Linked DNA regions of Mus musculus: region 1 is linked to region 2. Evidence: chromatin loops called from intact Hi-C (ENCODE). Cell type or tissue: left cerebral cortex. All regions are shown on one strand. Links, peaks and the distances in the headings refer to the core of each region. The heading gives the core; the rest is flanking DNA.

Evidence for each region. Hi-C counts contacts between places; a loop is a spot of excess contacts. Peaks named below come from ENCODE experiments on the same cell type or tissue, not always from the same donor. Only the 100,000 strongest peaks of a DNase experiment are listed, where the experiment ranks them.
Region 1: a loop joins it to region 2, with 7 times the contacts of the local background. A loop is called at or near these places in 20 of 42 quality-filtered maps.

What each region holds. Positions count from the first base shown.
Region 1 is chr6:59,916,925-59,926,421 of GRCm38, forward strand. No RefSeq gene overlaps it. Among named protein-coding and RNA genes, the nearest start is that of Gm22723, 150 kb to the right of the region's middle. In left cerebral cortex, for the core only: no CTCF peak of the experiment used is centred there; no DNase peak of the experiment used is centred there.
Region 2 is chr6:60,159,706-60,169,202 of GRCm38, forward strand. No RefSeq gene overlaps it. Among named protein-coding and RNA genes, the nearest start is that of Gm5570, 86 kb to the left of the region's middle. In left cerebral cortex, for the core only: no CTCF peak of the experiment used is centred there; no DNase peak of the experiment used is centred there.

The DNA.
Region 1 (9,497 bases), core at 1,293-9,292, 240 kb before region 2:
CACCCTTCATAATCCAACATTTCCTCTACGAGATTTGAAGCAGAATTACCCTATACATTTTGCAATGTTGGGAGCCACATGTAGTCTTAGGTTTTCAAAACCTACATTTATTGAGGGTTCATAATTGACTTGATCCCCCCTCAAGCCCACCATCTAAAAGAAGGGCAGCAAATATGGTAAATAGAACAAGAGGATGTGGACCTGTTCAGAAGCACTTTGTTGGGGAAATTTCAATCTCTTTTATTTCAGGACAACATCAGTCAATTTTGGTAGTATCAGGATACCAAGCATTAATTGGCAGTGATCTTATGAGCTAGCAGAAACCATCACTCCTCTACAGTATGTTCACAAATCATATGCAATGAGTAGGACCAGCTGGGACACTTGAAATAGTGCTCTGCTGAGTTTCTTTCAATAAAGAGAGGATCAGTGAAGATTAAGGCATGTGACCAAGAGATAATTGCAAAGGTAGTTACTCATGATCACTGTTTGTTGAGTCCTATATATAATCTCTCCAAATGTCTCTTATCTATCCTAGGTCTTGTCTCTGCAAAGCACCATGTGAGTCTGTCTTAAAAAAAATGATGCAAATATTTCTTAGCACAAAAACCAAATGAGTCTGCTTGACCTGATATATTTAGAAATTTCTAATTTAGCCGAATTACAGCCTGAAGTGTCCCAAGTGAAAGGCACAAACAAGTTCTTCTGGGGACAGAACAGTTTTCTAAGTCTGTTGCTTTAGATAAAGATGCTGAGGAATGAAGTGCTTTAAACGGTTTCCTAGTAACTACAAGTGCCTCACAGTTGGGACTCCTGAGTTGATTTAGCTACTGCTAGCATTGTTTGTTTTTCCCAAGCATTTCTGTCTCTGGATAAGGATCAGAATGCATAGTAGACTTGGTACAGTTGCTTCTGTGTGCTGGATGCTTACCCACCTCTCATAAGTTGCAGTTCCATGTCTGACCTGACCACATCTGAGGCGAGGTGTCCTACTGCCCGTGGTAGGTCATAAGCTGGCATAATCAGTGATATCACAGTGCAGACATGTCCTTTTAAGACAAGTCAAAACAACCCTGATATTCCACCTCACACCAGTACGAAAGGCTAAGATCAATAACTCATGTTACAGCAAATGCTGACAAGGATATGGAAAATGAGGAACATTCCTCCATTGCTGGTGGAATTGCAACCTGATGCAACCACTCTGAAATCTCTGTTTGGTGGTCTCTCTGAAAGTTAGATGTAATGTAACAATACCAGTCCTGGGCATATACCCAGAAGATGCTCTAAAATGTAATCAGGACATATGCTCCACTATGTTCATAGCAGCCTTATTTATAATAGCCAGAAGCTGGAAAGAACCCACATGTCCCTCAAGAGAGTAATGGATGAAGAAAATGTGGTTCCTTTACACAATGGAGCACTACTCAGCTATTAAAAACCATGAATTTATGAAATTTTTAGGAAAATGGATGGATCTAGAGGATATCATCCTGAGTTATTTAACCCAATCACAAAAGAACACACATAATATGCATTCACTGATAAGTGAATATTAGTGCAGCACAGATCAAGCTACATGTGTAGTAGAGGATAGCCTAGTTGGACATCAATGGGAGGAGAGTTTGTTGGTCCTATGAAGGCTCTATACCCCAGTGTTGATGAATGCCAGGACCAGGGATTTGGTGGGTTGGTGAGCAGGGGGAAGTGGGAACAGATGGGAGGGTGTTTTCCAGAGTGAAAACTAGGAAGGGGGATAATATTTGATATGTAAATAAAGAAAATACCCCCCCCAAAAAGACTAAGCAGGATGTAATTACAGTATATAAAATCATACCCCAGAAAGGTAGATAGTTATTGGGGTAAACTTTTTGCATGCCAGCTGGTGCCTTCTACCATGATGATCCACTCTCACATGAAGTCAGACAAAGCCCCAGCTTTACGCAAGTGCTGGTACTACTTTCTCAGTCAGCAAACAGAACAGCTGCTCCTTTTTAAACTGATGGACTAGGATGGCGCTAGTCATTGTGGGATGTTTGTAATGAACCACATAAAAACACAGAGTGACTAAGAAATAGTATGAGCACAAATGCTCTTCTGATGAGGTAAAATATTTGGAAATATGCTTAAATGCTAAAGAAAAATTAGAGTGGATACAAACCATCAAAGACAAATATAGACAGTTTGAAATAACTAAAATAATGTACTTAATAGTAAATTAATTAAATTGCAAAAGACCAATTCATTCAAGTTCCTCTTGGGCCTTCATCTTCAACCAGGAGGCAGAGCTGAGCTCCAGACCTCTTCATACTTGCCTGCAGAGAGTATTCTAAAAACTGAGAATCAGGAGAGAGTCAGAATCCCAGGAGTGCTGACGAGGCTAACAGAATCACAGGAGGAACACTCACAAGCCAGAGACACCTATAAAAACTAACACCAAAAAATACCAGATGGTGAAAGGCAAACTTAACAATCTCACTAACAGAAACCAAGAACACTCAGCAACACTAGGAATCAGGAATCCCACTACAGCAAGTCCAGGATAAACCAACACACCTGAAAAGCAAGATTCGGATTTAAAATCATATCACATAATACTTGTAGAATATTTTAAAGAGGACATTAACAACTCACTCAAGGAAATAGAGAAGACAGATAAACATGTAGAAGGCCTAAAAGAGGAAGCACAAATATTCCTGAAAGAATTACAGGGAAACACTGCTAAATAGGTAGAAGTCCTTAAAGAAGAAACACACACAATCCCTTAAAATTACCGGAAAACACAACCATACAAATGATAGAATTGAACAAAATCATCCAAGATATAAAAACGGAAGTAGAAAAAATAAAGAAAACTCAAAGGGAGACAATTCTGGAGATAGAAATCCTAGGAAAGAAATCAGGAAACATAGATGCGAGCATCAGCAACAGAATACAAGAGAAGGAAGAGAGAATCTTAGACGCAGAAGATTCCATAGATAACATGGACACAACAGTCAAAGAAATTGCAAAATGCCAAAAGATCATAACTCAAAACATCCAGGAAATCCAGGACACAATGAGAAGAACAAACCTAAGGATAATATGAGTAGATGAGAATGAAGATTTTCAACTTTAAGGGCCAGTATATATCAACAAAATTATAGAAGAATACTTCCCTAACCTAAAGAAAGAGATGCCCATGAACATACACGAAGCCTACAGAGCTCCAAAGAGACTGAACAAGAAAAGAAATTAATCCCAACACATAATAATCAGAACAACAAATGCACTAAATAAAGATACAATATTAAAAGCAATAAGGGAAAAAGGTCACATAACCTGTAATGCAGACCTATTAGAATTATACCAGATTTCTTACCAGAGACTATGAAAGACAGAAGATCCTGGAGAGATGTTATAAAGAATCTAAGACAACATAAATGCCAGCCAAGGCAACAATACCAAGCAAAACTCTCAATTACCATAGATGGAGAAACGAATGTATTCTCTGACAAAACTCAATTCTTACATCTTTCCACCTATCCAGCTCTTCAAAGGATAATAAAGGGAAACACCAGCACAAGGATAGAAATTACACCCTGCAAAAAGCAAGAAAGTAATCCTTCAACAAACCTAAAAGAAGACAGCCAGAAGAACAGAATCATAACTCTAACAACAAAAATAACAGGAAGCAACAATTACTTTTCCTTAATATCTCTTAATATCAATGGAATCAATTCCCCAATAAAAAGACATAGACTAACAGACTGGCTACACAAACAGGACCCAACATTTTGCTGCTTAGAAGAAAGACACCTAAGGTAAAAGGACAGATACTACTTCAGAGTGAAAGGCTGGAAAACAATTTTCCAAGCAAATGGTCTGAAGTAACAAGCTGGAGTAACCATTCTAATATCGAATAAAATCGACTTCCAACCCAAAGTTATCAAAAAGACTAGGAGTGGCACTTCATACTCATCAAAGTTAAAACCTCCCAAGATGACCTCTCCATTCTTAATATCTGTGCTACAAATGCAAGGGCAGCCACATTCATTATTTAAAAAAAAATAGTAAAGCTCAAAGCACACATTGCACCTCACATGATAATAGTGGGAGACTTCCAACACCCTACACTCATCAAAGGACATAGTCTAGAAACCCAAACAAAACAGAGACACATTGAAGCTAACAAGATATGAAACAAATGGACTTAAGAGATATATACAGAACATTTTATCCTAAAACAAAAGGATATGCCTTCTCAGCTCCTCATGGTACCTTCTCCAAAATTGACCATATAATTGGTCACAAAACAGGCCTCACGAGAAAAAAATACTGAAATCATCCCATGCATCCTAAAAGATCACAAAGGACTAAGGCTGATCTTCAATAAAAACATAACTAATAGGGAGTCAAAATTAACATGGAAGCTGAACAACACTCTTTTCAGTGCTATCTTGGTCAAGGAAGAAATAAAGAAAGAAATTAAAGACTTTTTAGGGTTTAATGAAAATGAAGCCACAACATACCCAAACTTATGCGACACAATGAAAGCAGTCCTAATAGGAAAACTCATAAGTCTGACTGCCGCTAAAATGAAATGAGAGAGAGCATACACTAGCAGCCTGACAGCACACCTAAAGCTGTAGAAAAAAAGGAAGTAAATTCACCCAAGAGTAGTAGACAGCAGGAAATAATCAAACTCAAGTCTTGAATCAACCAGTGGAAACAAAAGGTACCATACAAAAAATCAACCAAATCAGGAGCTGCTACTTTGAAAAAAATCAACAAGGTAAATAAACCCTTAGCCAGACCAAGTAGAGGGCATAGCAACAGTTTCCCAATTAACAAAATCAGAAATGAAAATAGAGACATAATAACAGAATCTGAAGAAATTCAACACATCATCAATTATACTACAAAAGTCTATACTCAACAAAACTGGAAAACCTGGATGAAATGGACATTATCAAGAAAGATACAAGGTGCCAAATTTAAGTCAGGATCATATAATAATCTAAACAGCCTCATATCACCTAAAGAATTATAAGCAATAATTAATAGTCTCCCAGACCAAAAAAGCCCAAGACCAGATGGATTTAGTTCAGATCTTCAAAGAAGACCTAATTCTAATTCTTCTCAAACTACTCCACAAAATAGAAACAGAAGGTACTCTACCCAATTCATTCTATGATGCCACAATTACTCTGATACCTAAACCACATAAATACCCAAAACAGAAAGAGGACTTCAGACCAATTTCCCTCATGAATATTGATGCAAAAATACTCAATAAAATTTTCACTAACTGAATCTAAGAACTCATCAAAATGATCACCCATCATGATCAAGTAGGCTGCATTCCATGGATGCAGGGATGGTTTAATACACAGGAATCTATCAATGTAATCCATTATATAAACAAAGTAAAAGACAAAAACCACATTATCATCTCATTAGATGCTAAGAAAGCATTTGACAAAACCTATCACCAATTCATGATAAAAGACTTGGAAAGATCAGGAATTCAAGGCCCATATCTATCCATAATAAAAGCAATCTACAACAAACCATTAGCCAACATCAATATAAATGGAGAGAATCTGGAAGCATTCCCACTAAAATCAGGGACTAGACAAGGCTTCCCACTTTCTTCCTACCTATTCAATATAGTACTTGAAGTCCTCGCCAGAGAAATAGGACAACAAAAGGAGATCAAGGGAATACAAACTGGAAAGGAAGAAGTCAAAATATCACTCTTTGCAGATGATATGATAGGATATATATGTGACACTAAAAATTCCACCAGGGATCTCCTAAACCTGATATACAGCTTCAGTGAAGTAGCTAGATATAAAATTATTTCAAACAAATCAGTGGCATTTTTTTTTTTTTTTTGGTTTTTTGAGACAGGGTTTTTCTGTATACTCCTGGCTGTCCTGGAACTCACTCTGTAGGCCAGGCTGGCCTCGAACTCAGAAATTCACCTGCCTCTGCCTTCCAAGTGCTGAGATTAAAGGTGTGCACCACCATGCCCAGCAATAGCCTTTCTTTACACAAAGTATAAACAGGCTGTGAAAGAAATTAGGGAAACAGCACCCTTCACAATAATCACAAGTAAACATAAAACATCTTGTGGTGCTTCTAAGTAAAGAAGTAAATATCTGTATAATAAGAACTTCAAGTCTCTGAAGAAAGAAATCAAAGAAGATCTCAGAATATGGAAAGATCTCCCATGCTCATTGATTGGCAGGATTAACTTGTACTTGTAAAGAGACAGACAGGTAGATCAATGAAAGAGAATTGAAGACACAGAAATGAACCCACACGGCTATGGTCACTTGATCTTTGACAAGGGAGCTAAAATCATCCAGTGGAAAAAAGACAGCATTTTCAACAAGTGGTGCTTGTACACCATTTTTTAATTGGGTTATTTTATAATGGCAATCTACAGATTCAAAGCAATCTCCATCAAAATTCCAACTCAATTCTTCAACGAATTAGAAAGGGCAATTTGCAAATTCATCTGGAATAACAAAAACCCTGGATAGCAAAAATTATTCTCAACAATAAAAGAACCTCTGTGCAAATCACCATGCCTGACCTTAAGTTGTACTACAGAGCAATTGTGATAAAAACTGCATGGTACGTGTACAGAGACAGGCAAGTAGACCAATGAAAGAGAATTGAAGACACAGAAATAAACCCACATACCTATGGTCACTTGTCTTTGACAAGGGAGGTAAAATCATCCAGTGGAAAAAAAGAAAGCATTTTCAACAAATGGTGCTTGTGCAATTGGCGGTTATCATGTAGAAGATTGCGAATTGATCCATTCTTTTCTTGTACAAAGCTCAAATCTAAGTGGATCAAGGAACTCCACATAAAACCAGAGAAAGTGGAACTTATAGATGAGAAAGTTGGGAAAAGCCGTGAAGCATAGGGTAAAAAAATCATGAACAGAACAGCAATGGCTTGTGCTGTAAGGTCAAGAATCTAAAAATGTGACCTCAGAAAACTATAAAGCTTCTGTAGGGCAAAAGACACTGTCAATAAGACAGAAATGCCACCAACAGATTGGGAGAAGACCTTGAAAAATCCTAAGTCAGATAGGGGACTAAGATCAAATATATATAAAGACCTCTAGAAGATGGACTACAGAAAATAAAATAACCCAATTAAAAAGTGGGGTACAGAACTAAACAAAGAATTCTCAAGTGAGGAATATCAAATGGCTGAGAAGCACCTGAAAGAAATGTTCAACATCCTTAATCATCAGAGAAATGCAAGTCAAAACAATCCTTAGATTCTACTTCACATCAGTTAGAATGGCTAAAAGAAAAAATTCAGATGACAGTAGATGCTGGCAAGGATGTGGAGATAGATGAACACTCCTCCGTTGTTGGTGGGATTGCAAGCTGGTACAACCAATCTGGAAATCAGTCCAGTGGTTCCTCAGAAAATTCGATATAATACTACCAGAAGATCCATCAATACCTCTCTTGGGCATATATAAAGAAGTCTTTTCCAACTTGTAATAAGTATACCTGCTCTACTATGTTCATAGAAGCCTTATTTATAATAGCCAGGAGCTGGAAATAACCCAGGTGTCCCTCAACAGAGGACTGGATTCAGAAAATGTGGTACATTTACAAAATGGAGTACTACTCAGCAATTAAAAACAATGAATTTATGAAATTCTTAGGCAAGTGGATGGATCTGGAGGATATCATCCTGAATGAGGTAACCCACTCACAAGAGATCACACATGATATGCACTCACTGATAAGTGGATATTAGCTGAGAAACCTAGACTAACCAAGATACATGAAACTCAAGAACAAGGAAGATGAATGTGTGAATACTTCATTTCTTCTTAGAATGGGGAACAAAATACCCATGGATGGAGTTATAGAGACAAGGTTCCGAGCTGAGATGGAAGAAAGGACCATCCAGAGACTACGCTACCTGGGGATCCATCCCATATAAAACCCTAAACCCAGACACTATTGCATATTCCAGCAAGGATTTTCTGACAGGACCGTGATATAGCTATCACTTTTGAGGGTCTTCCAGTGCCTAGCAAATATATAAGTGGATGCTAACAGTCATCTATTGGAAGGTATACTGGGCCCCTAAATTAGGAACTATAGAAAATACCCAAGGAGCTAAAGGTGTCAGCAACCCTATAGGAAGATCAACAATATGAACTAACCAGTAACTCCCAGAACTTTGCCTCTAGTTGCATACGTAGCAGAGGCTGGTCTAGTATGCCATCAATGGAAATAGATGTCCCTGGTATTTTGAAGATCATATGCCCTAGTACAGGAGAATGCTATGGCTAGGAATTGGGAGTGCGTGGATTGAGGAGCAGGTCAGGGGGGAGGTATAGGGGACTTTCGGGATAGCATTTTAAATATAAATGAAGAAAATATCTATTAAAAAAAGAACTCTAAACTCATCAAGATAGTACCTTTTTCAAGATTGCCTAATAAAAGTGGAGTGGAAATTCTGAAATTTCACTTGGTATGTTTTCATAATTGTTATTATTGTATATAGTTTATTAATAATAGAAAATAACCCTTTATTAGATTAAAAGTGTGAATGTTAGGGGTGGTTTTGTGGGCATTGAATTTAGATGTTGAATTCTAAAACTTGATATCTGTTTGAAACCTGGACGACAGAATGGTCAACCCTATCTGCTCTCCATGATATATAAAACAGTGTTTTCCATCATCTCTTACTGATTAAGAATAGAACATATAAGTCAATTACCAGAGCAGCAGAAAATAGGGAGGAGCTTATGATACTACTCTGGATGTCTGAGAAGGAGAGGGGATAGAGAAGACCAGGGCCACAGGGGAAAGAAGGAGTGGAGAAACCATGTGGAGAGAACAGGAACATTTCACCATGAGGTTATGAGTGAGTAGCTATGAGATAACACACAGACCATGGTTGGCCTATGCAAGATGGCAAGTAATTAAGTGTTTTTTGGATATTACTTGTCTAGTCATGTTTGAGTAGCTCAAAATCTGCCCAATTTAGGATTGCAGTGTATTAATAACAATGCCTGGTCTCTGAATCTATTTTTAAGAAACTAAAATGGGCTAGAGGAACTAGAAAATGGCTACTCTTTATGTGGTAGGGAAAGGGTCAGTTAAATTCCCCCCAAAAGACTGTTGCAAGAAGTTGGATTTCAGAAAGCCAAACAACCCTAGTTAAAAAAAAAGGGGGGGGGGTAAGGACTAAACAAAGAATTCTCAACTGAAAAATAGAAAACGGCTGAAAAGCACCTAAAAAAAAAAAAAAAAAAAAAAAAAAAACAAAAACCCAACATCCTTAATCATCAGGGAAATCCAAATCAAAACAACCCTGAGATTGCACCTCATACCAGTCAGAATGGTAAAATCAAAAATTCAGCTGACAGTAGATGCTGGCGAGGAAGTGGGGAAAGAGGAACCCTCCTCCATTGCTGGTAGAATTGCAAGCTGTTACAATCACTCTGGAAATCAGTT
Region 2 (9,497 bases), core at 943-8,942:
CTCTCATAAGTTGCAGTTACATGTCTGACCTGACCACATCTGAGGTGAGGTGTCCTACTGTCCTTGGTAGGCCATGAGCGTGCATAATCAGTGATATCACAGTGCAGACATGTCCTTTTAAGGCAAATCAAAACAACCCTGATATTCCACCTCATACCAGTACTAAAGGCTAAGATCAATAACTCATGTTACAGCAAATGCTGGTGAGTATATGGAAAATGAGGAACACTCCTCCATTGCTGTTAGAATTTCAACCTGATGCAACCACTCTGAAAATCTGTTTGGTGGTTTCTCTGAAAGTTGGATGTAATGAAACAATACCAGTCCAGGGTATATACCCAGAAAATGCTCTAAAATGTAATAAGGACATATGCTCCACTATGTTCATAGCAGCCTTATTTATAATAGCCAGAAACTGGAAACAATCCACATGTCCCTCAAGAGAGGAATAGATGAAGAAAATGTGGTACATTTACACAATGGAGCACTACTCAGCTATTAAAAACCGTGAATTTATTAAATTTTTAGGAAAATGGATGGATCTAGAGGATATCATCCTGAGTTATTTAACCCAATCACAAAAGAACACACATAATATGCATTCACTGATAAGTGAGTATTAGTGCAGCACAGATCCAGCTACATGTGTAGCAGAGGATAGCCTAGTTGGACATCAATGGGAGGAGAGTCTGTTGGTCCTATGAAGGCTCTATACCCCAGTGTTGATGAATGCCAGGACCAGGGAGTGGGTGGGTTGGTAAGCAGGGGGAAGGGGGAGCAGATGGGAGGGTGTTTTTCAGAGTGAAAACTAGGAAGGGGGATAACATTTGATATGTAAATAAAGAAAATACCCCCCCCAAAAAAAAGACTAAGCAGATGGAATTACAGTATATAAAACCATACCTCATAAAGGTAGATAATTATTGGGGTAAACTTTATGCATGCCAGCTGGTGCCATCTACCATGAACATCCACTCTCACATGAAGTCAGACAAAGCCCCAGCTTTAAGCAAGTGCTGGTACTGCTTTCTCAGTCAGCAAACAGAACTGCTGCTCCTTTTTAAACTGATGGACTAGGATGGTGCTAGTCATTGTGAGATATTTGTACTGAAACCACAAAGAGACACAGAGGGACTAAGAAATAGTATGAGCAGAAATGCTCTTCTGATGGGGTAAAATATTTGGAAATATGCTTAAATGCTAAAGAAAAATGAGAGTGGATACAAACCATCAAAGACAAATATAGACAGTTTGAAATAACTAAAATAATGTACTTAATATTAAATTAATTAAATTGCAAAAGACCAATTCATTCAAGTATGGAATATTAAATACAAAAATATAGTAATGTTAGAACACAATAATTATCAAATAAGTAAATACATAAATAAATAAATGATTGAATGTGTATAAAAGTTTAAGAAGAGAAAAACATAGATAAAAGTGTTTTAAAAGGTACATAACTTTTAAATAAATTGAACAGTCATAGTTATAGAAATGCAGAGCTTAAATAAGAAAAAAATATAATGCCTAAAGTAAGGAGATAAAAAGTAAAAATATATACTCCAGAGAAAAAAGAGAGATTGAGAGATTAAAATCAAACATATTTTCAACATTAAAAAAATTGAAAGCTCTTAAAAGGATGGTGCTTGGACCCCATATAGTTTTGTTTCTACCATCAAGATTTATATATCCATTTAAAAGAGATCAGGATAAATCTAGACTAAAATTTTAATTCTAGGTTGAAGGCCATAGAAGAGAACTTAAAGGATTCTTTACATCAGAATAAAGAATCTTCTAGTGATGCAATGTGGAACATAAAATGTCAGCAAAAATCCTTTAATCTCATTTAAAAATCAAAAAAAAATATGTTGAGAAATTAGAATGGCAACACATAGAGATGCAACATACTGAGTTAAAAATAAAGATTCTGTTTAATATACTTACATTAGAGCAATTTCATAAAATTAGGTTATATATATCACTATAGTGTTTGACAGATTAAAATATAATAAATGTTGATATATTATACTATTGATACATATTCAGAATTCCAATGAGAACTCTTAGAATATTGTATTGAATTCTGAAAAGGCTGATTCTGAGATTAAGTATTAATTAGAGATGATAAATATCGTGGAAATACCTTTGTAGTTTGAGGCTGATGATGCTTCAGCATTTGTATCCAATAAGACAGAACAGTTTTTGAGAAATTACTGTATAAAACTTGTTCCCGGCCTATCTCACAATCTAATGAGACAATCAATGGTAGAGATGTCTAAGAGAACTTTTAAAAAAGTACTCTTAAAACAAAAGATGGATACAAATAGCCCAAGAGATAGGTTAAATAATGCTTTATTAGCTAAAAGTTTTAAATGTCTAGGAGACATATAACATAGCTGTTGTAAAATACAGTATTTTTGTAAAAGCTGATGAAATAGATTAGCCTATATAGGTTATAAATTCAGAATTGAAGGAAAGAAATATTTTATACTGAAGAATATTTTTTGTATTTGTTCCACTGAAAAACTATGGATTCATTTAAAATTATCAAAAATCAGACTTAACCTGGGAAGACCTCCTGAAGATCCAGAATGCAGACACGTAAGAAAACCATAAGACCAACAAAACAGGTAATATATATTGCTGATCCCTCTACATTGGATAATCATTGAGACTTCCTGAGACATAAAATGTTCTCCAATCAGCACTTCAGCTAAGCATACTCAATAATCTTGTAGGCTAAAGGATCTTCAAGACTTTTCACACCATCCTTTCAAATGGGCATAGATACTAATTTATGTTAGAGTTTGTTAATACAGTCCAAACTAACTTGTAATCTTGCTCCAAGCAGAAAATCATCATTTTCTAATTTTGCAAACACACATACCATAATTTCCTAATGAAGAAAAATATATTACCTATGTGTAGTGGCTATTCCTGGTTGTCAACTTGACTATATTTGGAATGAACTACAATCCAGAATTGGAAGGCTCACCAGTGACCCTTATCTGGAGGCTTGGAGATCTTTATCTGGATCTTGGTATGGAGATCTTGAGCCATAGTGGCTATGGATTCCAGAAGATTGAATCTCTGAGTTTAAGGAACACACCTTTAATCTGGGCTACACCTTTCATCTGGGATTAAAGATGTGGTGGAACACACATTTAATCTGGGCTACACCTTCTGCTGGAGACAATATAAGTACATTGGAAGAAGGGAGTCTAGCTCTTGCTTCTTCGCCTGCTTGCTGTGTGAGACTGAGTAACTGCTAGATCCTTGGACTTCCATTCACAGCTGCGACTGAACAATTGTTGGGAATTGGGCTGCCAACTGTAAGTCATCAATAAATTCCTTTACTATCTAGAGTCTTTCCATAAGTTCTGTGACTCTAGAGAATCCTGACTAATACACTATGAAAGTGTGCATGTGTACAAGCACCTCAGACTAGCTTAGATGTTTCATTAAAATTTGCATAGGTACAGCTTCAAAGCTGCTGTCTTTTGTGGATTCAGCCTCTTAAATTGTGCCAATCAAGACTGGATATCAAGTGTCACAGATAGCTTTCTTCTTCTTCTTCTTCTTTTCTTCTTCTTCTTCTTCTTCTTCTTCTTCTTCTTCTTCTTCTTCTTCTTCTTCTTCTTCTTCTTCTCCTTCTCCTTCTCCTTCTCCTTCTCCTTCTCCTTCTCCTTCTCCTTCTCCTTCTCCTTCTTCTTCTTCTTCTTCTTCTTCTTCTTCTTCTTCTTCTTCCTCTTCTTCTTCTTGCAAAAATATCTTCAATATTTTTTTCTACAGTCCCATAGTTATCTCCTTTCCAATCTGTCCTCTGACAGTTTTTCATCCAACACCCCTTCCCCTGTCTCCAAGGGGATAACCCTTGCAACACTCATACAGACCCTGCCTGGCCTCATTATTCCCTGGGACCTAATGTCTCAAGGATTAGGTGAGTCTTCTCTAATTGAAGCCAAACCAGGAAGTCTTCTGTTACATATTTAGGGGGTCCCCGAGAAAGAAATCAGAGAACATAGTCTCCCTTACCTTATTTCTGCCCTGAACAAGACCAGTAACAACTCAACCACTAAAAAAACCAAAAACACACACCCTGCCTTTTGAAAATGAGGCATTGCTATCTTAAAATCTCTTTTCTGGTGCAAACAGTGGATGTGGGTGTAGGGGTAGGTTCAGCATTCTCTTGGGTGCCCAGAGAAAATTAGGATATTCCCCAGATTTAAGAATGCTATCTGTAACATGGCAAGAATAGTTTCCCCAGTTTCATGCTGGTGATGGTACCGCCTTCCCAGTCAGCAATCAGCTAACACTCTGGGGAACAGCAGCTCATGTGTAACTGTACTGTGGCTGTAGTGTGAGCATACTGAGGATATTCACAGGGAGATGTATGAGATGGACCACAAAAAGATGCAGAAGAAATCAGAAATTTTTAAAGTTGAAATGAAATTCTGATGAATTAAAATGTTTAAAGTTATGTTTAATTACGAAGAAAATAGGAAGAGTGGGTGCAAAACATCAAAGACAGATATAAATAGTTTGAAATTAATAAAATAAAGTCTTTAAGAGAACATTAAATACATAAAAAAGAATAAGGAATGGAAAGTTTAAAAAATACAAAAAGATTAGAAAGAAATGACATATAAATATAGTAATATAAAATGATTGAGGAAAAAAGTTAGAAAAGAGTATTTAAAAAGGTTAAAGAAGCCTAATATGCACATTCATAAAATTATGAACTTTAAATAGAAACATATAAAATCTCCAAAGTAAGGATAAAGAAAATTAAAGTCTCCATAGAAGGAAGAGAGATATTGAGATTAGAAAAGAAGATACTGTAGGTATTAAAAATATAAAAGTGTGCAGGATCCCTAGTAGTTTTTTTTTTCTGTCTACATTATATGTTCAATATTGATTATAATTTTATATATCCACTTTAAAATAGACTTAGATAAAGAGAAAACAAAAATATTAAAAGTTAGAGTGAAGGACATTGAAGTTAGTGGATCTTTTTTTTTCTTTTTCTTTTTTCTTTTTTCTTTTTCTTTTTGTTTTTTGTTTTTGTTTTGTTTTGTTTTGTTTTGTTTTGTTTTGTTTTGTTTTGTTTCGAGACAGGGATTCTCTGTATAGCCCTGGCTGTCCTGGAGCTCACTCTGTAGACCAGGCTGGCCTCAAACTCAGAAATCTGCCTGCCTCTGCCTCCCAAGTGCTGGGATTAAAGGCGTGTGCTACCATGCCCGGCTTAGAGGATTCTTTAAGTCAAAATAAAGAATCTTCAAAGATTCCCATGTGGAACTTACCAAAAAATGATGGATGCTCCAGAAACTCTGAAAAATTTAGGGTGATTTTCAGGCAGCCAGCTCTCTGTCATTTCTGTAATTTTGAAAGTTACTTGCTTTGTACTTTCTTCATACTCAGATATTTATTTCCTCTCAAGCCTCTGATGGGGTTAAGACGAGATAGGTAAGGTTTCACAATTAAGCCTAAATTGTTTAGGATGAGAAAATGGATTTAGATATAAGAAGATATACCAAGGTTATAAATGAAAGTTTTGATTGGCACTTTTCCCGCCAGAGGAGAGGTGGCCTCAAGGGAGGGTTCTGTCCACAGGACCAGGCGAGAACTCAATCTTTTATCCCAGGTCCCAAAGAGACAATTCTACTCAGGAGAGCACATTGGTGGCAGAAAAACCTTAGCTTCTGGCACAGAGTCCCTCTTGGGCCTTCATCTTCAGCCAGGAGGCATAGCTGATCTCCAGACGTCTGAGCACTTGCCTGCAGAGAGTAATCTGAAAAATGAGAATCAGGAGAGCATCAGAATCCCAGGAATGCTGACAGAGGCTTTCTCAGGAGTGCTGACAGAGGCTAACAGAATCACAGGAGGAACACACACAAGCCAGAGACACCTATAAAAACTAACACCAGAGATTACCAGATGGTGAAAGGTAAACTTAACAATCTCGCTAACAGACACCAAGACCGCTCAGAATCAGTAGATATCAGGAGTCCCACCACAGCAAGTCCTGGATAAACCAACACACCTGAAAAACAAGATTCAGATTTAAAATCATATCACATAATACTTGTAGAATATTTTAAAGAGGACATTAGCAACTCACTCAAGGAAATAGAGAACATGGATAAACAGGTAGAAGGCCTAAAAGAGGAAGCACAAATATCCCTGAAAGAATTACAGGAAAACACTGCTAAATAGGTAGAAGTCCTTAAAGAAGAAACACACACAAACACACACACACACACACATACACACAATCCCTTAAAATTACAGGAAAACAACAACCAAACAAATGATAGAATTGAACAACACCATCCAAGATATAAAAATGGAAGTAGAAAAAATAAAGAAAACCCAAAGGGAGACAACTCTGGAGATAGAAATCCTAGGAAAGAAATCAGGAAACATAGATGTGAGCATCAGCAACAGAATACAAGAGAAGGAAGAGAGAATCTCAGATGCAGAAGATTCCATAGGTGACATGGACACAACTATCAAAGAAAATGAAAAATGCCAAAAGATCTTAACTCAAAACATCCAGGAAATCTAGGACACAATGAGAAGACCAAAACTAAGGATAATACGAGCAGATGAGAATGAAGATTTTCAACTTTAAGGGCCAGTATATATCAACAAAATTATAGAAGAATACTTCCCTAACCTAAAGAAAGAGATGCCCATGAACATACAAGAAGCCTACAGAACTCCAAATATACTGAACGAGAAAAGAAATTCCTCCCAACACATAATAATCAGAACAACAAATGCACTAAATAAAGATAGAATATTAAAAACAATAAGGGAAAAAGGTCATGTAACCTATAATGCAGACCTATTAGAATTATACCAGATTTCGTACCAGAGACTATGAAAGACAGAAGATCCTGGAAAGATGTTATAAAGAACCTAAGACAACAGAAATGCCAGCCAAGGCTACTATACCAAACAAAACTCTCAATTACCATAGATGGAGAAACCAAGGTATTCTATGACAAAACCAAATACTTACATTTTTCCATGAATCCAGCTCTTCAAAGGATAATAAAGGGAAAACACCAGCACAAGGATGGGAATTACACCCTGCAAAAAGCAAGAAAGTAATCCTTCAACAAACCTAAAAGAAGACAGCCAGAAGAACAGAATCCCAACTCTAACAACAAAAGTAACAGGAAGCAACAATTAATTTTCCTTAATATCTCTTAATATCAATGGAATCAATTCATCAATAAAAAGACATAGACTAACAGACTGGCTACACAAACAGGACCCAACATTGGCTGCTTAGAGGAAAACCACCTCAGGAAAAAGACAGACACTACTTCAAAGTGAAAGGCTGGAAAACAATTTTCCAAGCAAATGGTCTGAAATAACAAGCTGGAGTAACCATTCTAATATCAAATAAAATCGACTTCCAACCCAAAGTTATCAAAAAGACTAGGAGTGGCACTTCATACTCATCAAAGTTAAAACCTCCCAAGATGACCTCTCCATTCTTAATATTTGTGCTACAAATGCAAGGGCAGCCACATTCATTATTTAAAAAAAAATTAGTAAAGCTCAAAGCACACATTGCGCCTTATATGATAATAGTGGGAGACTTCCAACACCCTACACTCATCAAAGGACATATTCTAGAAACAGAAACTAAACAGAGACACATTGAAGCTAACAGAAGACATGAAATAAATGGACTTAAGAGATATCTACAGAACATTTTATCCTAAAACAAAAGGATATGCCTTCTCAGCTCCTCATGGTACCTTCTCCAAAATTGACCATATAATTGGTCACGAAACAGGCCTCAAGAAAAAAAAAATATTGACATCATCACATGCATCCTATCAGATCACAAAGGGCTAAGGCTGATCTTCAATAATAACATAACTAATAGGGAGCCAAAATTAACATGGAAGCTGAACAACACTCTTTTCAATGATATCTTGGTCAAGGAAGAAATAAAGAAATTAAAGATGTTTTAGTGTTTAATGAAAATGAAGCCACAACATACCCAAACTTATGGGACACAATGAAAGCAGTCCTTACAGGAAAACTCATAGGTCTGACTGCCTCTAAAATGAAACTAGAGAGAGCTTACACTAGCAGTCTGACAGAACATTTAAAACTCTAGGAAAAAAAGAAGTAAATTCACCTAAGAGGAGTAGACTGCAGGAAATAATCAGACTCCAGGTTGGAATCAACCAGTGGAAACAAAAAGTACCATACAAAGAATCAAGCAAACCAAGAGCTGCTACTTTGAAAAAATCAACAGTATAAATAAACCCTTAGCCAGATCAACTAGAGGGCATAGGAACATTTTCCCAATTAACAAAATCAGAAATGAAAATAGAGACATAACAACAGAACCTGAGGAAATTCAAAACATCATCAATTATACTACAAAAGTCTATACTCAACAAAACTGGAAAACCTGGATGAAATGGACATTATCAAGAAAGATACAAGGTGCCAAATTTAAGTCAGGATCACATTAATGATCTAAACAGCCTCACATCACCTAAAGAAATATAAGCAGTAATTAATAGTCTCCCAACCCAAAAAAGCCCAAGACCAGATGGATTTAGTTAAGATATTCAAAGAAGACCTAATTCTAACTCTCCTCAAACTATTCCACAAAATAGAAACAGAAGCTACTCTACCCAACTCATTCTATGATGCCACAATTACTCTGATACCTAAACCACATAAATACCCAACACAGAAAGAGGACTTCAGACCAATTTTCCTCATGAATATTGATGCAAAAATACTCAATAAAATTTTCACTAACTGAATCTAAGAAGTCATCAAAATGGTCACCCATCATGATCAAGTAGGCTGCATTCCAGGGATGCAGGGATGGTTTAATATACAGGAATCTATCAATGTAATCCATTATTTAAACAGAGTAAAAGACAAAAACCACATTATCATCTCATTAGATGCTAAGAAAGCATTTGACAAAATCTATCACCAATTCATGATAAAAGACTTGGAAAGATCAGGAATTCAAGGACCATATCTAAACATAATAAAAGCAAACTACAACAAACCATTAGCCAACATCAATGTAAATGGAGAGAATCTAGAAGCAATCCCACTAAAATCAGGGACTAGACAAGGCTTCCCACTTTCTTCCTTCCTATTCAATATAGTACTTGAAGTCCTAGCCAGAGCAATAGGACAACAAAAGGAGATCAAGGGGATACAAACTGGAAAGGAAGAAGTCAAAATATCACTCTTTGCAGATGATATGATAGGATATATAAGTGACACTAAAAATTCCACCAGGGATCTCCTGAACATGATATACAGCTTCAGTGAAGTAGCTGGATATAAAATTAATTCAAACAAATCAGTGGCCTTGTTTTTTGTTTTTTGTTTTTTTCTTTTACTTTTTCGAGACAGGGTTTCTCTGTATACTCCTGGCTGTCCTGAAACTCACTCTGTAGGCCAGGCTGGCCTCGAACTCAGCAATC